Regions from separate parts of the Homo sapiens genome. Here all the other regions are linked to region 2. A link is a loop called in an ENCODE intact Hi-C map of the cell type or tissue named here. Cell type or tissue: IMR-90. All regions are shown on one strand.

Region 1 (8,000 bases), 290 kb before region 2:
GTTGGAGTCTCCCTGGTTCTTGAATTGTGTTTCTCTTTCTTTGTTTTTTCCTCTCATTTTGCTAGAGCACGTCCTCAAGTAACTTTCTGAGAAAAGGCATGTGGTAGATACAATTTTTGACTGTGCATGTTTGGAAATGTCTTTATTCTATTCTCATACCTGAGAGTTTGACTAGGTATAGAATTCTGGATGGGAAATCATTTTTTCCCTCAGATGTTTGAAGGCATTTCTCTACTATGTGCTAGCTTTCTGAATTGCTGTTAAGAAATTGGATACCGTTTTGATTTTCTATTCTCTTGTGTGTGACTTACTTTTTCTCTCTGGAAATGTGGAGTGTCTGCTTTATTGCTGGTGTTCTGAAAACAATGGTGTGCCCCACCGGGCATTCTGGGAGTTGATGAGGGAAGTGGGGGAGGAGGTCTTCCTTTTTAGCTTGAATGCATTTACTGAATCCCTGTTGTTTTCATCACGAGAGCTCCTGCCCCACCCACAACTGCTCCTGGTGGCTCCAAGTTCAGAACCTCTCAGGCTCAGCTTTTCTGGAGACTCAACCTGTCTCTAGCTGAGCTTGAGAATCAGTAGCATCTGGCTTCATGGGCTGGGGTGAGACCTGCCTGTCAGGGTCCTGGGTTGGGAACTGCCTCATTCTTGGTGGCTCTTCTTCCTGCAGGGCTTGGTGTCTACCCTCTCCAGTCTCCTAGGCCAGTCTCCATCTGTCCTCCTGCTTCCCAGCTTCCAAACCTTTGTCAACATATTTTTGGTCTCCTCTTTTCTCCTGACCACTTTACCCTAGTTGATTTACATGTTTCCATGTTTTTCATGCCTTTACTGTCACCTTAGTGGGATTCAAAGAAGCTGAAATAGACATGTGTTTACCCATCACGTTTAACCAGTGCTTTCAGCTCTGGCACCTGCTGCTCCGGTCACCAAACCTTCCAGCAGCCCCCTGACGACACCATCTCCTGTCCTGACTTCTCAGAGTTTTCTTCTTGGGTGCTAGTCCCTGCCTGCTGAGGTCCTCCAGCTCCCAGGAGCCATGTTCCCATGGGTGCCTTTCTGCACGTGGCTGCCTCCTCTGAGTCCCGGCTGTGGCCCCTTCCCTGCTGGCTCCTGTGTGGTGCTGCCAGCCTTTGTCCTGCCCTCGCCCCTTTGCAGGTAGTGTTCCCTCTGTTGCTGGCCTCCCCACATTCGAGCTTTCAAGACCTCTATGTGCCCGGTGGTGCCTGGCTTGGACTCAGGGCCAACACCACCATAGGGTTCCCGGCCCCTGACCTCACCACTTCCATGTCTCAGAGGCATCTTGAATTCGACACACCCCAAACAAAGCTCTCGCTGCCTTCTGCCCGCCCCTTCCTCTTCATTCCGGAAAACAGTACCACCACATACCTGCTACTTACACCCTGGCCTGAGCCGCTGAAGTGTACCCCCATTTCCTCCCTCAAGCGCCCAACTCCTATCTGAGTCCTTCTGGTCTGGCCTCCAAGCCACATGTGGAATTTTCCCTCTGGCAAAACAGCCACTTGTCTCCATAGCCGCTCTCCCCCGCCCCCCCGACCCCACTTTTTTTTTTTAATCAACAGAACCCTGAATTAAGCTGAGTGTTTGCCTGCCTGGAATAGAGACTCCGTCCCCAGGGGCCCTTGCAGCGACTCAGGCGTGCGTCACATTCCGGCGGGTGGACAGAAAGGGGGATGACGTGGGCCGCTTCTGTGTAGGGTTTTACAGGAGTGGGGCCTGTCCTTCATGTCTTTTACCTCCCTCCTGCTGCTGGAATGCAGATGTGATGGTGAATGCAGGAGCAGCCGCTGGGGACCATAGGACAGAAGCACTGGATTGTGGACAGGAAAGCAAGCAGAGAGAGGAGGTCTGGGGCCAGGCTGATTCACCAGGCACACATCAGCCCTGAAGCTTCTGCTACTCTGGGACCCTGCGGGTGGCAAAGTTCTCTCTTATTTGGGCTGTCCCCAGGGTCACTGTCTCAGCAGCAGCTGAACCAAGAACCTCCCCTTCTCCCACCTGCCCTGACTCTGGTCCCTTATCTCCTACCTGGGGGACAGCAACACGAGGTGACTGTGCCTGGCCTCCTCTCTGCAGCCCAGCCTGTTCCCCTCCCGGCTCTGTGACATCTAAGCACATCACCTCTGAGCTTCAGGCTGAAGCCCTCCTGTGGCTTGTGAGTGACTGAAAATGACTCCAAACTCCTTAGAGGACTGCTCCGATGTCACCTCCTTGGAGATGTCCCCTTCCCCACCTACTCCACGGCTCATGGGCCACCTGCCTGGCTTTCTTCCTCCCTGTCCTTGTCACTCCAGGACCAGACACCCCACACCCAGTGGTTTACAGGCTGCTGGCCTGTGTGTCTCTCTGGCTGTGAGCATATGGGGAAGTGGTTAGTGTGTCTCCCCAGCACCCAGCATGGCTCCAAGCACATAGTGGGATTCTGAGTGGAGGCAGGGCAGGGGCCCCAAGACGAGGGGTGCCCAGGGGAGCCCCGTGCCTCTCTGGCCCTCTGCACCCCTCTCTGTTCTCCCTCTGGGAGCACAGTGGTGGGCTGGGTGTGCTGGGCCAGCCCTCTTGTGCCACAGCCAATCCAGGGCATTTCTACCCTGTGGGTGCCCAGCTGCAGGTCTGCTGGGGAGGCCTTCGGGGAAGCAGCAGCAGGAGGGGGCGGGGGAAAGTGCTCCCACACCGGCCTGGCGCACCCAACGCCGGGTCTGCCTGAGTTTCCGTGACTGTCTGCGCGGAACCGCACGGCGGTTTCCATCAGCGCTGCCAAGAGGCGGCTGCTGGGCCTGGCCGCGGGTTCTGACCCCCAGCTGGCCTGGTTACTGCCAGGAGACCCTGGGAAGCTGGGGAATACTGGAGCCCGAAGGGTTAACCTGCCCTCCCCGCCCCCAACCCCGGCTCAATTTCTTCATTTTTCAAAGGCCGGGCCCTCTTTCCTTCCAAGTCACAGCTGACGTGAAATGTAGCCTTAAAATGCAGCTGACATGAAAAACAATAGCACTCCCTCGGAGAGGTTCTGCTGCGGGCTGGACAGCCCCCGCCCCCCAATAATTACTCAAGACATTGGCATGAGCCAGGCCTGGTTAGGTAACAGGCTGCTTGCTGTGGAGGCTTATAACTCACAGGCAGTTACACATAATCTCTGCAGACAACAAAATCGTTTCCAGGATGGCGGGGAGGACGAGGCCTCGGGGAGAGGGTACTGGGGCAGGAGGGGCTGAGACCATGCCAATGGGGACAGGATCTGAGGAAGGGGCTCCGGGTGGCCCTGGGGAGCCAGCTTGTCAATGTGGGGAGGTGGTAAAGTGTCTGTGGAAAGGGGTTGCCCTGCCTCTCTCTTTACTCCAAACTCCACCCTTGCCCCAGTCCCTGGCGTGGAGGCCGCGCTGGTCCAGTCCGTTACTGAGCAAAGTACCCGGAGACTCATTCATACTGAAGTGTGAATGACTGACTGCTTTGGGAGAGCTGCCCCCGCGCAGCTCCGCGAAGGATAATTAATTGTCTGTTTATTGTTCATGGCCCCACTGTACTGACTTCCTCATGGGCAGGTCCACATACTTTCCCCTGTGTTCCCAGAGTCTAGTACATAGCAGACATTCAGAAAATATTTGTTGAAGACGACGACATCTAACCCAAAGAAGGAAGCGTCCAGGGTGTGATTCCAGGCACATGGGCGGGGCCCCTGGCAGCAAGGGCTGGACGACTGGAGGGACACTGGCCAGTAGAGGGCTGGGGCGCCCCTACCCCCCCGCGTGGTGCTTGCTCTTCCAGCACCCGGGGCCCCTGGCACCTTCCCACAGGAAACGCCCATTTCCCTGGAAGGACACTGAGCTGAGCAGGCTGAGGGCTCGGAAGGTCTGGGCTGCGGGCCTCCCTTGGCCTCCCATTGGTCTGGGTCTGCACCCTGGCGGCCTGGCTGCAGAGCCCACCCTGCCAGGAACTGGCTTCCTGGGCTATGAAGGCACACGCCCGACAGCAGGGTCGGGGAAGCCGGGCCCCAGCCCCAGTCCCGCCGCAGGGAAACGGCACCTCCCATGTTCTCTGGACTCTCTTTCCACCGTGACCCTGTCTCTGCGCATGGGACAGCCGTGTCCAGGCTGAGGCCCAGCACACTGCGCCTCCTGCACCAGCCACATGTGCAGACCAATGTCTGAGCTCGGAGCTGGCCCACAATCCCTGGCCCAGGCCCCATCGTACAGCTTCCATCCACACCCGGCCTCCCCTGTCCAAACGCCCCTGTCCTTGCCCAGTCACTGAGGCCCCAGAACTCACTGGGAACCTGCTCTGTGCCCGGCAGGGGAACTCGTGTCCCTGATCAGTGTACCCTCCGGTGCCAGGGGCAGGATGGATGCGGCACGGCACTGAGACAGGCCAAGTACAGAATTCTATGGCTCTGTGGTGTGGAACCCAGGGGACGTTCCTTCCTCAAAGCTGTCCCGGGGGCCTCTAGGATGCCCAAGCTCCTGACTGTCTTCTTCCCGCCACCCCCAGCTGCTTCCTGTACTGCAAGGCCCTGTTCACCCCTTGAGTGGCCCCATTCTCACTCTCTCCTCTCCCTGCAATCTCTTGCCAGGCAACCTCATCCACACCCCTTCTTCAGGTACCACCTCCATGTTGCAGCCTCTGTTTTCAGCTCCAATCTCCCTGCTGAGCCTTGCAGCCTAAACTGCCGGGCAAACACCTCCACGTGGACACCTCAGAACCTTTCAGGCCCTGCGTGTCCTCCTCCCTGCTCCTGTCTGGATGAATCGTTTCAGCCTCCAACATATGGCCAAGCCAGAACCTGGGGGTCTTTCCTGAAGACTCCCCTCCTTCACCACCATATCCAGCTCGTCCCCAAGTCTGGGGATTGTGTCTCCAAATCCCCTCTCGTATCTGTCTTCTTTCCACCCCTGGGCCTAGCCTCCCTCCTCCCAGGGCCTCTGCGTAGCCTCCTCACCCACCTCCCCTCTACTCTGGCCCCTCCATGGACAGCCTCACACTTCAGCCAGGGGGTGGCTCTTGCTGGAAGAGTTAGTTATCCATGTGCATGCATGTGTCTGGGTGTGTTTGTGTGAATGTGTGTGTCGAATATGGGTGTGTGTGACGGTGTGTGTCAAGGTGTTTGTGCTGTGGAAAGGGCAGGCCTGCTATATGATGGATAAGCACAAGCCTCCAGGCCTTAGTGTGCATGCCCAGCTCCACTCCCGGGAAGCCCATCACTGGTCCTCTTATCAGCTTTTGGTGACATGCTGGCCACATGGTTTCTCGACTTGTCAATCTTAGCTACTAGAATCTTCCTTGTATGAAGGTGAGGCTTAAGCTCTCACCCCACCCTCGGCTTTGTCCACCCTCTAACTGTCCAGCACAGCTTCCCCATTGTTTTGATGAAATCTATGCCCACTGCCTGGGTCCCCCACAGAGCCAGGGGGTATACTGTGCTCACATTTCCTTTCTGGGTTCTCCTGCTTCTCTGCTCTCTTCTCTAACAACACCTCCCTCAGGGAGATCCTCCGCTGTTTTGGAAGCTCCGTTGCAGATTTTCTTCCCAGTCCCACCTATTTTCTCTTCCTGGGTGGCCTCTTCAGGAGTATCCTGTCCTCTGCTCCTGCCTGGGCTGCCTGGGCTGGAGGCCTGTAGCCCTGAGCCAGCTGCTGGGCTTGGACCTCCCTGTTCTGTCTGTGTAGGGTCTTCTGCCTCCTTGTTGTTGGTGCCTTCCTTTTCCCTGGTTTCCTCCCACGTTTTGCTGGAGTGCATTCTCCAGAACCTTCTAAGAAAAGGGATAGAAAGCAAATTCTATACTTTTTTCCTGCAGTGACTTGGAAAAATTTTATAAGTTCTTGAGTATCTGAAAATGTCTTTACTGTATCCTCACCCTTGATAGATACTTTGGCTAGGTATAGAATTTTATTTTCCTTCACAATTTTGAAGGCATCTCTCTTCATAAATTTTCTCTACCAAAGACTGATCTGTTCAGAGGCCCATGTTTGGAAAATCACCTGTTACTTCTTTGAGAAGATTCTAGAATGTTGTCTTTATCTCTGCTGTTCCTGAAGGGCATGATGACACAGTGGCTGCTCTTTTCTGCTAGAGGTTCTCAGTGGGCCCTTTCTTTAGTCTCTATTTCCTCTCATCTCCCTTTCTGGAACTTCCAATAGCAGGATATTGGATGTCCTTGGATTGAGTCTGCATGTTTCTTGGGTGTTCTGATTTTCTGTCTTTCAGTCTTCATTCCACTTTCAGGGAGATTTACTTCCATCTTTTACTGATTTTTTTTTTTTTAATTCAGCAGCATAATTGACATTTCCAAGCACTCTTTCTGCTTCTCTAATTGTTTCTTTTTCACAATGTCCTACTCTGGCCTATGCCACCGTTCTGAATTTCAGATCTTACAATGGTGAGATTTGTTCATTGCTCCCTTGCCTCACATCCTTTGGGGCTCCCCCTGTTCTGAGCTGAGCCCCTGCCAAGGACTCCACCTTCCCTCCCTAACTTTCTCCTTTGGCCCGTGTTCAGCCCTCTCCATCCTCTCAGACCCACAGACCAGGCCTATTCCTTCCTGCCTTGGGGCCTTGGCCCATGACTATCCCACCTCTCCACTTAGTTAAGCTAATTTCCACCCATCCTTTGGGGTTCGGCTCACAGGGAGCTTCCTTGGGACACCTCTGCTAATACCCTAGGTAGGCTCACAACTTATTATGTAGCCTTTAGCTCTCTTTACGCACTTAGCACAGTTCTAACTAAACACTTGCATTCTGCCATAATGGCCTAATATCTGTCCCCATTTCCCCACCTCCACCTCCTAGAGGGACATCCCTAGGAGGGTAGGGTCCAGTCCATCTTATCCACACTATACCCCAGGGCCTGGCGCTGTGCTGGTGCTTGTGTCAGCATCCTGCACTGTGGTGCCATGTTACCACAAGCATAGCGCAACACGTGTGTGACATCTTGCAGCACTGGAGGTCAGGAGTCTCACCGGGCTAACAAGGTGTCAGCAGGGCTGATACCTGCTGGAGGCTCTAGGGCTGATTCATTCCTCACCTTCTCCGGTTTTCTAGAAGCTGCCTGCGTTCCTGGGCTGTGGCCCCTCCTCCGTCTTCAAAGCCAGCAGCACAGCACCTTCAGCCTCTCTGAGCTCTGCTTCCATCCCCCTGTCTTCTCCGCTGACTGACCCTCCTGCCTCCCTCTTAGAAGGACCCTTGTGATCACATTCGGGGCCCCTGGATAACCCAGGATCATCTCCCCATCTCTGGATCCTTCACTTAGTCACCCTGCAAAGTCCACTCTGCCATGAAGGGACAGGGATAGAATGAGGACATCACTGGGGCCATGACACGACTACAGAGCTCACACACACTTGCTGGGGTGGGGGTGTGCAGAGCAGGGATGTGGCTGCAGAGGAGGGCAACAGGAGTGGCTTGGAAGATGCACCCTTTAAGGAACCCCTATAGGACCAGTACATAGCAGCCAGGAAAAGGTGGGGAGATGTCATGGGCACAGGGAACAAGGTGAGCAGAGGGCAGGACCTCAAATGGCTGGGAGGGTTTCCAGCAGAAGGGCAGCACGCAAGGCCCATCCCAAAGGCCTTGGAAGCCACTGTGAACAGTCCAGAATTACCACGTGGGGAAGGGGACACCATGGGTAACTGTGTGGGGTCAGTGGGGCTCTGCCCTCATGAGGCTTTTTACCAGCCACTTCCCAATGGCCTCCCACTCCATCTGAGCCCATCCATCTGGCCCTCATGGGTCCCCAGACTCCCTCAGCCAGAGCAATGATTCAGGACACACAATGGCCCTGTGGCTCCACTTGAAACTTCTCGAGAAAGTGTGTGTGGCTGGCGTGACCCCATGGGCACCATTCTCACCATATTCCCCAACCCTTGCCAGGCCCACGGCCACCTTCCCATCCTCTCGCTTGCAGTGCTCCTGCCCCACGCGGGGCCTCTGCACCTGGAGTCACACAGCTGAGAGGCGAGGAAACGGGACTCGCACAGAGCACCAGGCTTCGGTGTCCGC
Region 2 (8,000 bases):
AATTATCCTGCTAAATAAATAGCGTGGCAAACCTTTCCTGGAAGGTCAGGTAGTAGAAATCTTAGGCCCTGTGGGCTGCATGGTCTCCATGGCAGGACTCAAATCTGCCATGGCACAAAGCAGCCAGAGGCATTAGGCCCTCAAGTATGTGGTGCTGTGTGCTAATAAAGCTTTATTTACACACACAGGGAGCCACCCTGTGGGCCATGGTTTGGAGACCCCTGGGTTGCCCTCAAATTCATATGATGAAGCCCTAATCCCCAGTACTCAGAGTAAGACCTTGTTTGGAAATGGGGTCCCTGCAGATATGATCAGTTAGGAGGGGGGTCACAGTGGAGTAGGGTAGCCTCCAATCCAGTAAGACTGGTGTCCTTACATAGAGGAGAAATTTGGCTCCAGACTCACACGCAGGGAGGATGCCCTGTGAGGTAAAGGGAGGGACTGGGGGGGATTGGGGTACTACATCTAGAAGACAGTTGCTAGCCACCCTCAGAAGCCGGGAGGGGCCTCAGAAGAACCAGCCCTGCCCACACCTGGGTCTCGGCCCTCCATCGTCCAGAGCTGTGAGAGGGCGACCTCCACGGTTTAAGCCGCCCAGCCTGGGGTCCCCCATCACGCAGCCCAGGTCGACTCTCGCGACCCACGTGGCTGGAGATAGGCCCAGCGGTCCCTCTGGCAGGCTGGGAGGGAGAGCCACGCCCTGTGTCCGGTTTTGAAGCCCAGCCTGGGAAGCCACTGCTGTGGCCCAAACCAGCTCTGTTGGGTTCCAGACCCGCCTGAGAGAGGGAGGTCCCAAGAAGCTGTAGCGGGTGGCCTCAAAATCACATGTTACCCTCCCGACCCTCAGTGTCTCGCTGGGAGGGCTCAGCATGTCTCCCCAGGTCCTCTGCCCCCACAGGCCAGGCAACTGCTGAGCCCTGCCAGCCACCCTGTGGGGCAGGGCAGCGCCAGCCTCCACTCCAACAAGGCACTCGGGGCACCCACCCCAGCCTCCCTTCCTTCCATAACTCTCGGGGGTTGAGCAATGGTGCACGAGAGACTCCTGTAAGAGCCGCAGGCAGTGCGGATGGTGTGTTTATCACCAAGTACAGGAAGCCTGGTGGGGCCGGAGTCTCTGCTGCAGCCTGGCACAGCAGGAAATTTCTAGAATCCCTTAACACCGTGGAGCCGCGGCCCAGCTGAGCGCCCCTGCTGCCCTGAGCCTGAGCTCCTGTCACAGGCAGGGAGCGGACCAGCCTTCCTTCAGCAGCCCCTGTCGCCGCGTGGCCTGTGCATGGGGCTGGGTGGCTGGGGACAGCAGCGGGTGTGCTCGGCAGAGCATGTGGCCAGTGAGGCTGGACCAAGGCTGTCCCGGGGGAACAGAACCACCGGGTCTTCATGCCATGCCCCGTGGGCCTCAGGCTCTGAGACTGTGGCTTCAGCAGCGCCCCTGCCCCCAGCTGTGCATCCCACACCCTGAAGCAGAACACTGGAGGCAGGGTGCCCATCACAAGCACTGGCTGCCTCCGGGGAGCAGCAGCGCCGGGGTTCCTCTCCTAAACAGCCCTCAAAGCAAGGCTGATCCTACGCCCAGCAAAGCGGCCTCAGAAGGGAGCATTTTGATGGATTCCCAGAGGCAGGGGGCCTGGTCCCAGGTCTTCAGGGGGTACCAGTCACCTGACCGCCCTCTCTCAGGTGCAGAGTGGGTGATAGAGATGCTTTCAGGAAGCTCTACGGCCAGCGCATGAGAGAGACGCCACAGGGCTCTGAAAGGCAGTGAGTGGGTTGCACAGGGCTCCCCAGGACCAGGAGCTCCTGGTGGATGGGGATTTCAACAGCTTCAGTGTCACTAAAGGGGAAGGCAGGAGGGACTTGTATCCGGTGGTCCTCAGTGATCAACACTGGGCTCCGGAGAGCCGGCCAAGTCACTTCTCCTGTCCCCACAGGGCAGTGGCTTCAAGTTCCGCTTGGTGGATTCTGAGCCTTTGTTCTTGGAACTCTTGCCGGGACATCAGGGGTCGACCCTGACCCGGGAGGAGCCTTGGCAGCTGAAGCTGGGTGGCAGCTGAAGTTCAGCCCACCTGGGTGTCCCCAGCTGCCCCAGACAGACACTTGGGCCTACCCTGCTCCACCTGCCCCTGGTCCACTTTCACCTTCGCTACCCTTACCCGCCCAAAGCCTGCAGGCCAGTGTCTAGCGTCCTTTCACCCTGAACAGGCTCCGAGAGCCTCTGTCTCCCTGGGGTGGGCTCCAGGCAGGTCTCAGGACAGATGAGTGAGAAGTTTCTCCTACAGGCTCATGGGGCAGTGACCTGAAGTCTGGCTGGGCAGAGCTGCAGGCCACCCCGTGCCCTGGGGGCTGTGCAGACAGAGGGCCCACATCTGTCAAGTCCTCTGGGCCTAGCTCCAGGGGCTCAGTGCAGACAGGAACCAGGGCTCCAGCCCGCACATACACAGGGCCCTGCAGTGAGGATCCCAGGGGTGCGGAATCTCAGTCCAGCTCTGCCTTTCATGAGCCCATGGGCTGCTTGCACATAGATCCTGGCACACAGTAGGTGCTTAATAAAGATTTGCTGGCTGAACAAATGCAGGCGGAAACAACCCTGCCAGGGAGAAGACGACCGCGTTCTGAAGCCTCAGAGTGGCCTGGGTGGTGGGGACCGGTCTTAGCTGGGTAGCTCCCAAGTGACAGGGACAAAAAGGCAAGTGAGCCCACAGGCCCACAGAGGGACACAACTCTTCCCAGAGCACCCTGCAGCCCTGAGGAGGGAGTGGGTACCCCCGTCCCTGGGCAACCAGTCTAGTGGGGAGTTGCCCCCGAAGCAAGTGTGCAGGACGGGGCTTCGTCAGACCCATAGGAGCTCACCAGGCAGGGCGAGGCAGGCAGGGAGGAAGACAACCCTCAGCGGGCGGCAGCTGCAGAGGGAGTCAGACCTCGGGGTGGGTGGAGGAAAATCCTGAGTCACCCACTGGTTCCCCAACCTGGGCAAAGGTGCCTTTGCTCTGCGTCTTTTCCCGGCAGCGGCAGAAATGGTGCTGCGGGAAACCGCCCCAGGCCGTGCGCAGAGCAGGCTCCTCATCAGAGCAGCTGCGGGTCCCAGGTGAAAAACACCAGGTGAGGACCTGCGGGCCTGCGGGCGCCCTGAGCAAGTGGAGGCCAGGGCGCTGAGGACAGGACCCGACCTTGTTCCACAGAGAGGGCCGCCCAGGGCCGTCACGGAGGCCCAGAGACTCCCTACAGGGTCTCACTTTGCTGCTGGGAGGGAAACTGAGGCCTTGCTCTGAGCTGGGAGGGAAACTGAGGCCTCGCTGTGTGCTGAAGGCGCAGCAGAAACCCAGGCAGTGGAGGCTGCAGCTGGCGGGAGGGGTGGGCCACCGGGCGGGGCGGAGGGAGCCTCAGCAGAGGGGAGGAAGCCGCAGCGATGACCTCATCCCCTAGGCCTCCGGGGCCGCAGCTCACGGGGTTTTTTAACCACAGGCATTGCAGGACAATTCCCTGGTATGTTCACCACCAAAGGCGCGGACTAGCCGTGTTTGTGTTGTGCTTTTGAGTGCCTCTCTCTTTGTGTGGAGTTTGACAAAAGCTGTGATCCTGGAGACAAAAGCCAGGCCCTCACCTGGGCCAGGGCAGGGTCTCTTACTGCAGAGAGCAGGGGGCCAGTTTCTAGCAGCAGCTGGCTTCGGCAAGAAACAGGAGAGCCACCCAAACCGGGAACTCCTTCCCAGGCAAGAACACGCAAAGCACACACACGTCAGACACACGTGTGCACACACACACCAGGCATATGTGTACGCATGTGCGCACGGAGCTACCCACAGGCACGCACACGTACACTGAGTGCACACATGCACACGTGTGCCACTTCCACAGACATGGGTACACAGACGTGCACATGCACGTACGTACACACGTGCACACACAGCCCCCTCTGAATTCAGAAGCCAGGTTGGGGCCCTCTTTGCAGCCCAGGAAGTGGCTCTCCTCCCTGGGAGGCCTTGAGGAAATCTCCCTGCCCAGCAGATTTCCGACGTGGTGTTCACGTGGTGTTCACGGTGCCGGCCGGACCCCAGCCGAGACCAGATTCCTCCCGAAATGGCTTTTTCAGGCCCACCGCATATCCCTGGTTCAGCAGAATGCCTAATCCCTCCGAGGCCGCGCTGGGGTTTCCTTAGCAGTGCTGAGATAACAGCTTTCTGGCACTGCAAAGCTGGGCGTACGAAAAGAAACGAGAAAACAGGGGCTCCCTGGGAACACATCGCTTTGATCCATTTTTTCCCCCAACATTTAAACATCGTGCTCTCGGAATCCCTCATGCGGGTCCTGCACCCGCCCGGCCCCTCCTGGGTTCCCCAAGGCTGTGGTTTGGGCTCCCCGCGCTCAGCACTCCTTGGCGGGTGCCAGCAGCTCCTGAGTTGCATGTAGCACGAGCGCCCTCTGGCGTCTACAGGCCTTCCCGCCGCCTGGCCCCAAGGGCTGCAAACACCTTTGCTTCTCGTACCTCCCCGAAGCGCCCCCAACCGTCCTTCCTGCAACCCTGCACAGCCTCCCTCTGCTGGAATCAAGAACCCAACAGCCGTCCTCACTCCTCCAGGCCTGAAGCCTCGGGAACCTGCTGTCAGGTGACTTCTGCCTGTGCTCTGATCCCCACAGCCCTGTGCCTGCTGTCCGCTGGAAGCTGTGAGCCCTGGGAGGGGTCCCTGCCTGCCCCGCCAGCACCAGCTTACCTCCTTCTCACTGTGCCCCTCCCACCTGAGCGCCCCCTCCTCCAAGCAAGTGGTCACTGTCTCCCCACCCAGAGCCCACGCCTCAGTCTCGGCCCTGATGTGTCTGTACATCCGCCTGTCAAGGCCAGGCCCACGGCTGCCTCACTCTCTGCTGTGTCCCCAACGTGCCCCCACCATGGCCATGACTGAGTGACAGCTGGACCCTCAAATCCCCTTGAAGGATTTGTTTCCACGCGGCCAGTGCTTCGAGAGACTGCTGGGAAGTGTGGCAAGGCGAGTGGGAGGGTGTCTCCATCACGCAGGGGCAGCTGAAGCCGGGAGCACATACCAAGCTGGGTCATCCTCGCTGGGCAACTCTGGCCTATGCATTTGATGCAGGGAGGGACATGCACGGCCAGGAAGCGCCATGCAGAGCTTGTGGGGTTAGCGCAGCCACGGGGTCCCACCCTCAGGGAGTGTGGAATGGCCTGAGGCAGACAGATGCTTGTGAGCCTCCCAGAGCCCCATGAACCCAGAACAGGGCAGGTCGGCGGGGATGGTGTGCAGGATAGTGCCAAGCAGAGGCCTGAAACCTGACAAGAGGCTGAGTGCTGACACTCCCGAGGACAGCCAGGTCCAGAGAAGAGGGCTTGCAAAGGCCCTGGGGCAGCCAGGAATGTCCAAGGCTTGGCCTGGAGTGAGTGAGCCCAGGCTGGGTGAGGTGGGGTGGGTAGTGTTACAGGTGATGGGCCTGAACGTGGCACCACCTTGGGGAATGTAGCCTAAACGTCACAGGGAGCTTCTGGAATGATCAGGTTTTTGTCTTAGAAAGTCCTCCCCAGCTGCTGTTTGCAGGGTTGCCTGGTGAGACGCAAGGTGTGGCAGGGAGGCAGCTGGCATGACAGATAAAGGGACAAGGGAGGCGGCCAGGGTCTCTCTGCCTTCCAAGCAGTGGAAAAGGCAGAGGGGACTGCAAGGGGGACTACAGCAGAAAGGGGGCTCTATGCTTGGGGCCACGGGCTGCTTCTCTGCCATGCCACCCCGGAGGAGAGGGAGCTGCAGGGCAGTGAAAGGGCCGGTTCCTGCTGACCAGGGGTTTGTGGCCACAGTTCAGCAAATAGCCACCAGGTGGCGCACAGACCCCAGGGATGCGCAGACAGTGGGCAGGGCTGCTGGGATGAGGACCATCTTGGAGGCTTCCCTGGGGGCACAGCTCAGCACTGTGTAGGGTCTGCCCTCCTGCCTGGGCAGGGCTGCATCCTAGGGAGCAACCCTACCTGGTCTGCTCCATGCCCCTGTCCCCTGCCTGGTTTAGATGCCGCATGGGGGCCTTGGGGTGCTGCTGGTGATTCTAGGGCTGCAGACGGGCACATGAAGCCCAGGGCACGTCTAATTCTCGAGCTGCAGACGGGCATGTGGAGCCCAGGGCACGTCTAATTCTCGAGCTGCAGACGGGCATGTGGAGCCCAGGGCACGTCTAATTCTCGAGCTGCAGACGGGCATGTGGAGCCCAGGGCACGTCTGAAGGTCCCTGCAGGTCCAGCCTGGGTGCAGGCTTCTCCAGGCTTCGCCCTCCCAGCTGCCTGGGAGATAACCACCTAGGAAGTGAGGACCTGAACTTGGACGCTGTGGTGCTGACAGACAGCCCTGGCTGGGCAGGAGCACCTGGGTGGGCTCACGTTAGCACCGGGGCTCCATTTAAAACCAGGCAAGTCCCAGGCCACCTGGGGGCGAGGGGCTAACCACCTAGATCCAGGTTAGTACGTGAGGGATGGGACAGGCAGGATCTCACGTCTCACACACAGCACAGGCATGAACACACGTACATACACATAGGTACACACACGCAGCGACACATAGCTATACATAAATACACACAACACAGCCATGCATAAACATACAATACATGCTCACAGGCGCACACTACAATGTGCCTATATGTGGCCACATTCACACATGTACACGCTCAGATACACATGTGCACACATGTACACACATTGAAACAGAGCCAAACATGCGTGAAAGTCCCCACGTGCTCATGTGTATGCACACTTACATAATACTCAGATACAGATGCACACTTAAGCACACAGCTCACCCATAAACACGCACATGCGTGTACACATTCCCGTGCATGTGGGCACTCACATACACACATGTACACACACCTGCAGAGGTACAAAGGGCCTCACACGGAGACTCTCCAGGGGAATGTTTGGCAGCGCGGCTCTCACAGCCTGGGAACCACTGGCATCCTTGGCCCCAGGCCCTCCAGGGACAACTACCAGGTCAGGGACCCCCCACAGACCCGCCCCATGGCAGAACCAGCAAAGGACATGCCGTGCCCACTCCTGCAGTTGAGCCAACCCTGTCAGTTGGCCGGGGCAGAACATCCTCCTGCTAGACATGGCCAGAGACTTGGCTGGGTGCTCATCTGAGAGCCAGGTCTGTGGTGGGTGAGGAGGACTTGGGGATCCTGGGCAGGTACCTTGGGGACCCCATAAAACATGAGGCCCATGCTGCCAAGGGTATTGGACATCGCCCTGTGGGGGAAGGACGGCCTCACCCCAACCAAGATGGCACCACAAGATGACACACACACCCCACTTCACAGGGCAGTGCAAAAGTCTGAACAAAGCATGAGAGTACAATGTGATAGGACATGAAACTCACACGCCAGGACCAAGGGGGTTTATTCCAGGAAGGCAAGGGGGGCCCCTCACTGACAGGAGCACCTCACAGAAGCAGGAAAGACCCCTGACCAGAATCCACATGGTCACCGTAAAACCACGCCAGGCATCGGACCTGAAGGACCCTTCCTGAGCACGGGAGGTGCGCACCCCCCGCCTGGCAGCCGGCCCGCCCACAGAAGCCAGGAGGGCCCCGCTGGCCGCAGGTACCACCCCCAGCTCTGGACAGACCCAAGCAGCAATCTGCCCTCCTGGAAGGCATCCCTTATCTGGAAACGCAAAAGATGCAAAGGACAGAGGGAAAAACTTCTACGACCACAGTCACGAGAAGTAGCAGGACCACAGGCTGTAGCAGAAATTAACAGCTTTCGCAGACGCCAGGAAAGTGCCTGGAAAACATGATAGACTAGAAACTCCCTATGTGATGGCAACAATAACAACTTATTCTCTCAATATTATTATGATGAGGAATAGACTTAAACTGCCTGCAATCTACATAATGAAACCATAAAATGCTGCCCATAAACACACACACCATGCTCCTGGAGACCACCGAGATGTCAGTCTCCCCCAGTTTATTCACCCGCGGCCTTCGAGTTTCTTCCCGGGGCTGGATAAGGTGATGGCA
Region 3 (8,000 bases), 460 kb before region 2:
TCCAGATTGCCAGGGGCACGCCTGGTCCCCACAGCTGGTGAAGGCCTGGCTCCACCTGGACTGCAGTAGGGCCAGGCTGTGGCCCCTGTTTCACGCCCCCCAATTCAGAGTGATTCTGGGCCGCTTTTCTGCCTGGAGTTTCCCCGTTCTGAGGGCCCACTGCCCGGTGCGCCTTCTCTCTGCCCTTCCCTGACTTCCTCCAGTCTCCCCAGGCTGGGTCCGAGGGCCTGCAGTGACAATAGGCTGGCTGGGCCCAGGCCATTGGCTTGGCCCCCAAGAGGACCCCAGCACCTCCCTACCCTGCAATCTCTTGCTGTCAGGCTGCAGCAGATCCTTCTGGAACAACGTGGGGTGGACACTTTTCTTGTATAATATTAGTTTGCCTGTGGAAAGTGTTTCTTTTCTGTACATGAAAGCTCTGTTCAGCTGTAAGAGCCAGATTTACATCTTCCTGTTTTTCCCCAAAGAGCAATCTTTGGTGTCTTTACTATAAAAACGTCATGTATTCATTATTTAAAAATAAATAATACGGAAAACTTCCAATATAAAGTAGAAACTGAAAGACCCCGTGCCCTACCTCTCAAATCCCTACAACATTTGGGGTACAGTCTTCCAGATGCCTTCTTTCTGAGGCCGGGAAGCTTGCAAAGGCACTCCCTGTCTGCGCACCCCTCTTGTGTGGAGTACGCCATGGGTGTTTTCTGTTCTCCATATACCAGGAGAAACCAGCCACCTCTCTTGGATGTCTCCAGGGCCCCACTTTGTTAATGCCCCACAGGCTGAGCCCCCAGCCTACTGAGGGGGCTTTGGGCATTTCTGAGGCCTCGGCTCCAGCTCTTGGCGGCTGCGAGGTCTTTTGAGGAGTAGCGCCCCCACCACAGGTGAAGGGCATGGCCGCCCCCTCCAGGGCCAGAGCCACTTAGCTGGGGGCGTTAGAGGGGTTTCTCTGTTTTCTCCTCTGTTGAATGGGGCAGTGATTGCTGCCTCTACTTCCAGGCCAAGGTGTAGCCATTGTCAGTAGCGCCCAGGTAAGGGCACAGCTCGCCAAGTGCCAGGCACTTTTCCGGGTGCTGGCAATGTGAAGAAGAAACACGTGGTGTCTGTCCGGGACTGTCTCCCGGAGCCTCAGTGAGGACAAGGCAGCCAAGAGCAGAACTACAGGCAAGGTAGCCTCTGGAGGGGACTCTTGATCTCCAGGTTGGAGGAGGCTGAGGCAGCAGAGGGGTTGTAGACAGGTGGGCTCATGCCTGAGGCCTGGCAGAGGCAGCGCTGGGAAAACAGGAATGAAACTCACCAAGCGCCAGCTACCCTGGGAGTCCTGATCCCAGTGGCCCTCAGCTCTGGCTGCATGTCAGTGTCATCTGGGGACTTCTTTGTTTTGACACAGGGTCTTGGTCTTGCTCTGTCACCCAGGCTGGAGTGCAGTGGCATGATCACAGCTCACTGCAGCCTCTAAATCCCAGGCACAAGTGATCCTCCCACCTCAGCCTCTCAAGCAGCTGGGACTATAGATGCACCACCATGCCTAGCTAATTTTTAGATATTTGGTAGAGATGGGATCTCATCATGTTGCCCAGGCTGGTCTCGAACTCTTGGGCTCAAGCAATCTGCCCACTCGACCTCATTACCTAATTGCATCTGTGAAGACTCTATTTCCAAATGAGAATCTTCCAAGGAGAGAAACCACCAACCACCAAGAGAAAAACACCACCACCACAATCATTCCAGTTCCAGCAGATCTCCCAGGGAGCAGGTCCAGCTGCCCCCAGCCCCAAGGCCCAGCTCCCTCAGAGGATCCACCCACCCGGATGCCACCCCCACCAACCCCAACATCCAGGAGCAGGGGGATCCCATTACTGCAAATGGTCTTGAGACTTTATTAGATGGGAGGAAGGACCCTCCAAACTTCAAATGCCCAGGTTCTTGTGTCATTTCTATCATTGTTTATGCTTCCGCAAAGCATAAAGCATGACCTTTGTAGAAAAGTCTGAAAGTCTAAATAAGTAAAATAGGAATTGAGAGCACACACACCCTCTCCTAAAACACAGATGGCCAGACAGGACTGAGCACGCTGTGTGGGTCAGGCCTCAGCCATGCACCGGTCACCTCTGAGGGGTTTTTATGTTTTTTGTTTTAATTAGTTTTTTTTTTATTTTTTATTTTTTGAGATGGAGTCTCGCTCTGTCGCCCAGGCTGGAGTGCAGTGGTGCGATCTCGGCTCACACTGTAAGCTCCGCCTCCCGGGTTCACGCCATTCTCCTGCCTCAGCCTCCCGAGTAGCTGGGACTAGGGCGTCCGCCACAATGCACGGCTAATTTTTTTGTATTTTTAGTAGAGACGGGGTTTCACCGTGTTAGCCAGGATGGTCTCGATCTCCTGACATCGTGATCGGCCCACCTCGGCCTCCCAAAGTGCTGGGATTACAGGCTTGAGCCACCGCGCCCGGCCTTTTTTTTGTCTTTTTGAGACAATGTCCCCCTCTGGTTACCCAGGCTGGAGTGCAGTGGCCCAATCTCTGCTCACTGCAGCCTTGACCTCACGGGCTCAGGTAATTCTCCCACCTCAGCCTCCCAAGTAGCTGGTATTACAGGCCTGAGCCACCACGCCTGGGTAATTTTTTGTTGTTGTTGTTTTTGGAGCAGGGGAAGGGTGCTCTATGTTGCCCAGGCTGGACTTGTTGCCTCTGCCTCCCAGAGTGCTGGGTTTACAGGCCTGAGCCACGGCGCTCCGCATTAATTTCTTTTTAGAGATGAGGTTTCACTATGTTGCCCAGGCTGGACTTGAATTTCTGGGCTCAAGGAATCCTCCTGCCTCAGCCTCCCAGCTTACCTCTGAGGTTTATAACCGACGCTATGTTCTTAATCCCTCAACCAGGAGCCTTTAAATGGTTTCAAATTTTCCCCATTACAGGAATAACTTGCTAATAATAATAATAATTAGCAATTGTTTCAAAAGTAACGTCATCCCAAAAGAGAACGTTTCTGAAAAAAATGCACATTAGACTTGAAGACCCCCAATGGCACGGTTGAACATGGAAATGAACCAGCCTCAAAAGTCCCAGCGTAGGGGTTATTTTCCAATCAAATTGGATGCCTTTCTACAAAATGTGATGTGCACAGGCTGGGGCTGGTACCTTCACCCCAGCCCAGAGGGCACCATGAGAGGGAGAACAGGGCGGGCGAAACAGGCCAGCTCCTCCCCAGCCCTCTGCCCTGCTCTGCTTCAGGGGGCTGATCTGAGGGCCCAGTGCGCACTGCTTTTCCTCCTTGTCCGACAGGGTCTCCCGCAGGCCAGAACTAGGCTGCTGGGACACTGCGGGGCTCAGGGCGTGGGGGAAGAGATGCAGGCAGTGGCTAGTCCCGTCCTGTCCGCGGAGGTGACCCAGCCCCGACCTCTTCGCAGAGGAAGTGTTCTCCAACCTGGGACCTGGGGGATGAGCGGGGGTTAGGCTTACGTCCCAACCACTAACGGGGCTGGTTGAAAACGGCTCCCAGGCGGAGGGGCCCTCCGCGATGTTCTCAAGGAGTAGCGCGAGGGGACGACATGGGAGGTGGGGTTCTCACATCAGCGGGCGCACGGAGTGCTGGAGGCACCGACCCGCCGCGGACGGGATTGAACTAGGGAACTGGGAGGGCGCAGGAGATAAAGACGGCTGGGGCCGGGGCCCACGGAGAGGGGTGGTGCCCAGTGTCCCGCGAGGATGTGGTGCCACCCGGGGAAGGTCCCGGGAGCGGGGACCCGGGACCCCCCGGAACCACACACGCGGTCTCCACCTTGCCCCGCCCCATTTAAAGAGGCGGAGGAACGCAGGGCGCGCGCCGCGCGGAGGAATATTTGCATATGGCGCGGCGTTTCTTCGGAGGCTTGTGATTGGTTGCTGACTGCGGCGCGAAGCGCAGTTGACTTGCGCCGCGCTCGGCGAATCGCAGCCTGTCTTGCTCGCGGAGAGAGGAGCTAGGAGCCTCGGCCAATGGGAGCCGGCGTTGTTGGAGGCCACGGCGGCGCAGCCCCAAAGCGAGCGAAGCTAGGGTCGCCGCCACTGCCGCAGGAGGCGTGAGGTGCGGAGACACGGGTGCTGGGCCGGTAACGGCGCGCTGGGGAGGGCGGCCGGGCCCGGACGGGCGGGTGGGGCCGCGGGTCCGGCGCGGGCGCGGCGGCGGCCATCTCTGGAAGCCTCGGGGCGGTGGGGCAGGGGCGGGGCCGCGTTCTGGTCGGGGCAGGCAGCGGCGGCCGCGGCGGGGCCTGGGGCTTGGGGCCTGGAGCCCGGGCCTGGGGCGCTGGCGGGAGGCCCCTCCCAACTCCCGGCGCGCCTCGCCCGGCTGCCCGCCTCACTGAAGGTCAAGGCGCTTTGTTCTGCGCCGCGGGCGGCCTCCTGGGCGGCGGCCCCTTGGAGGAGGCGAAGACGGCGAGAGGCGGCGGCCGCTCAAATCTCCCGCTAGCCCAGCCCGCCCCGCGTGCGGGGGCTGTGGCGGTTACACGGCCGGGCGCGCCGGAGCGTTCAGGCTTCCCGTTTTTAAGGTGGAGACGTCCAGGACTTCTTTATTAGATGTTTAGGAATTTGAGTTTTTCCGTAGGGCGGTTGTCATCGTGAGCCTCTGTGGGGTCAGGCTGGGCTAACTGGGGTTTTGATGTCAGTTTGGTGTGGCCGAGGGCATGTCTGACGGGGAAGAAAGTCCTTGGCGTTGCTTCTTAGCTGTTGGGAGCTGTGCGGTGGGAGCGAGCTGGGCGGCGTGCGCTCCCCGAGGACTGGCCTGAGTGGCCTTAGACTAGTTACTCACGGGACTTGGTTTCCCAGCCAAGGTGGGCAGCAAGTCTGTTTACTATTTAAAACCGTCTTTCACAAGGGAAAAGCAAAATCTCCAAAAAAAAAAATTGTACATGTTATGGATGGGAAAGTGCCATGCTTTTCTTTCAGTTCAGAGATGGTGGAAGAGGTCACATTTGTATTTTTTGACCTGACCAGAGTCTTTGTTGTTTTCAATTTTCCCCTTCTGAATGCTTTCCGTTCACCCCAGCGAAGGATGGCCTGGTCATGATAAGACTTTCCACCGTCCACAGTTCTCTAAGTCTGATTGCGGGGCAGGAGGCAGACATGTTTAGGGTCCAGTAAAGGGGACTCCAGCCTTGGGACCTTTAGACCCTAACGTGTGTGTCACATCACCTGCCTGGGTGACTGTGCGCTCCTCTGGCAGGAAGGTCCGCCATTTCATTATGTTCTCGGAGGAATCGTCGGGGCACATTCGTCTGTGCTTTGGTTCGCATCCCCCAGTCTGCATTACTTTTTCCTGTAGTAACCCGTGCCTTATCCTCCTGCATTAGGTTTACGGGGTGAAAATAGACTTTTAAAAATTCTCTTACCTTAGAAATATACAAATATGTAGATTAGGTTGTTGGACCTTAAAGGTAAGTCTTTCTAAGTTACTACCTTCCTGTAATAGTAACTATACCTCTAAATGACTAATACCTGCACTGCGCACCAGGGACTCTTTCAGCCTGTTTGCGTGTGTTAACTCATTTCATAATCTAATAACCTGAGATAGATGCTATTGTTTTTCCATTTAACTACTCTGGAAGCTGAGGCCCTGGGAGGTTAGGTATAATGACTTGTCCGAGGTGACAAAGCTTAAAGACCCAGGCAGTTTTAACTGTACCCAGGGTTACTGCTTCTGTAGAGGGAATGAAAGAAGTTTTAATGAGAAATTGTTTTCATCATTGTGCTAAGCTTAACTGAACTCTAGCTTACGAGGTTTTGAGCTGGTTGATCATTTCCATCTCAAAATTCTCTTATTCCACAGAATGCCAAATGCCTCCTATAGTAGAATTTTGAGATTCAGACTGGGATGAGCAATTGCTAATGGAATAAATAATATGCAAATGTAAAATGAAGTTCAGAGAAAGCAACGTGGTGATAGAATGGGAAAGTAATCCAAAGATAAAATGAGTGACTACAGAGAGAGAGAAAATTAGTTATTTAGTAGTAGTTCACAAGTTTACTTAGAGATATTTTTACTAGAATTTCAGGGCCTTATGATGTGATTTTTATGAACCATTTTAACACGTTACTGCCGTCTTAAATAGCTGTTATTACATATCCAATTGCAGTCTTTTTTTTTTCCTGGTTGAGCAGTGTTAGCTTCAGAATGTCTGCAGTTATTTGTGCCTATATGTCATATAGGCACATATAACACTTTTGTGAATTTTGTTGTGTAAGCTTTAAATCCGGTACTGTTTTTCAAAATGAATATGGAGTAGTCATTGGAGAAATTGGTTGAATTCTTTGCAGTAGCAAATAAATTTTAATCATTTTTAAGTTTGATAACTTTGGTAAACTGAATTCTGAAAAGTTTACACATGTTTTAGGATGTCCTCAAAATGTACAGGGCATTGTGTTTTGCAAATTAGCCATTTAGCCATCAGATTCTTCTGTAGAATTTTGATCTTTTTGCCCATATGAGAGGTAGTTCTTATTTGTATGGAGGTTAAGTACCTGCGGATGGGATGTGTTCATCACCACTTTACAGTATGAATTTGAATTTGAAACTGAAATGAAAACTTCCTAACCTGTCAGAGTTTTTAGTAGCCTCTTGTTATTGACCGCATGTTAATTCCCTTTGTTAGCTATTCGCAGCTAAGTGTGGGGACTGAAATCTTTATTTTGTTTTCCTTCTTTTGAGCAGTTGATAGTCTCTAGCATCAGGAGGAGGTGACCTCAAATATGTATGTATATATAGTAGTGCTTTTCTTCCTTCCCTTTAGTTGTCTGCAGTTTAAAAATTATTGTGATAAGTTTATGTTGTACTTCCAAAAATGTTGCCAAAGAGCCTATATTTTTCAGTTTGTTTTGGAAGAAAAATACTTTGTGGGCAAGAAGGTGATTTAAATTCCTGACGGCCTAAGAGGCGTCAGCTGTGTGAAATAGGCGAGTGCTGTTACTGCTTGAAACCATGATGGTTTATATTTGAATAAGACAGCAGAGATGAGCTTGTTGGGAGTTTGGCCTGAGATTGCTAGCTAAGGAATGCTTGCTTTTTTGCTTAAAGGGAAAAGTGTTTTAGGCTTCCAGAGTAGAAATCTGATATTACTTCGTTTGATTCTTCGACCACTATGGTGATAGGAAGTAGCTGATCTCTGCAGGAAACTGCTGTTACCTGGCCTCAGCTGAATTTTTGTGGGACCTCCTGAGGTAAGCAAATTTATGCCTCCCGAAACTATAGTTGTAAGGTTTGTCTTTGAGCATATAGTAATGGAAAACCCTTATCAGTAGGTAGATAGTAAATAATTTTGTATTTGGCTGCTAATGAAATTTTTAAGAAATAGTTTGTGGTGATATAAATTAGTTTTCATCTGGCAGTCATTGGTTTTCCACCCTGCCCTCTTAAGAGAGAACAGGGTTGCTTTACTTTGTTTGCCAGAGCTTTACATTTTGCATTTAGTAACAGAGGCATTGTGTTTTTATAGTATGAAAACAACGAAAGATCACTTTGTGATCTTTACTTTTTGATTTTGACCACTTCCTGTGTAACCTTAAGTTTCTTACAAGTATCCCCTGTTAACTGTTAAAAACGAAATGTATGTTCATTTCATGTCCTTGGGACTTTTAAAAATGCGCTGTGCATTATCTGGAAAAGCCTGTTCAAAAACAAGATGAGATAATTTCTGTTTAATTTGTGGTAGAAAGAATGACTGTGCACTTTTATGTGCAAAGGTTTTAAGTATAATAATTAAAATAGTACTTGTTTACTCAGTTACCGAAAAGTAGCTTTCAGTGATTTGCATCTGTTTACTTATTCATGAGCATCTTCTATGTACTGGGCACAGTTCTAGGTACTGGGGCCTCCCGCAGAATAAAACAGAAGTCTTTGTCCTTGTTTCTGCTATGGGAGACAGACGAACAAGTTCAATGGTGGCAGGTGCTTTTGAAAAACAGTGCAGAGGAGTAGGGACTTTGGTGGTTGCAATATGAAATAGGTAGAGAGGGAAGTGCCTTATTGACAAGATGA

What was found. A loop is a pair of places that touch in the nucleus more often than their neighbours do. Peaks named below come from ENCODE experiments on the same cell type or tissue, not always from the same donor. Only the 100,000 strongest peaks of a DNase experiment are listed, where the experiment ranks them.
Region 1: a loop joins it to region 2, with 9 times the contacts of the local background. A loop is called at or near these places in 3 of 110 quality-filtered maps.
Region 3: a loop joins it to region 2, with 11 times the contacts of the local background. A loop is called at or near these places in 4 of 110 quality-filtered maps.

What each region holds. Positions count from the first base shown.
Region 1 is chr11:2,821,194-2,829,193 of GRCh38, reverse strand. The region is part of intron 15 of KCNQ1 (potassium voltage-gated channel subfamily Q member 1); the gene reads right to left. Among named protein-coding and RNA genes, the nearest start is that of KCNQ1-AS1, 36 kb to the left of the region's middle. RefSeq lists an enhancer at 729-1,629. In IMR-90, no CTCF peak of the experiment used is centred here; DNase peaks (open chromatin) are centred at 2,703, 3,053 and 3,563; H3K27ac peaks cover 2,466 bases.
Region 2 is chr11:2,529,373-2,537,372 of GRCh38, reverse strand. All of the region lies in intron 2 of KCNQ1 (potassium voltage-gated channel subfamily Q member 1), which reads right to left. Among named protein-coding and RNA genes, the nearest start is that of KCNQ1, 88 kb to the right of the region's middle. RefSeq lists enhancers at 1,317-1,817, 4,568-4,677 and a silencer at 3,651-3,811. In IMR-90, CTCF peaks have their summits at 4,421 (motif pointing left) and 5,807 (motif pointing right); DNase peaks (open chromatin) are centred at 3,432 and 4,442; H3K27ac peaks cover 670 bases; H3K27me3 peaks cover 105 bases.
Region 3 is chr11:2,988,312-2,996,311 of GRCh38, reverse strand. NAP1L4 (nucleosome assembly protein 1 like 4) reads left to right here and starts at 3,983. Exons shown (of 16, transcript NM_005969.4): 1 at 3,983-4,058. RefSeq lists enhancers at 3,719-4,013, 4,558-5,414. In IMR-90, no CTCF peak of the experiment used is centred here; a DNase peak (open chromatin) is centred at 3,911; H3K4me3 peaks cover 2,950 bases; H3K27ac peaks cover 2,090 bases.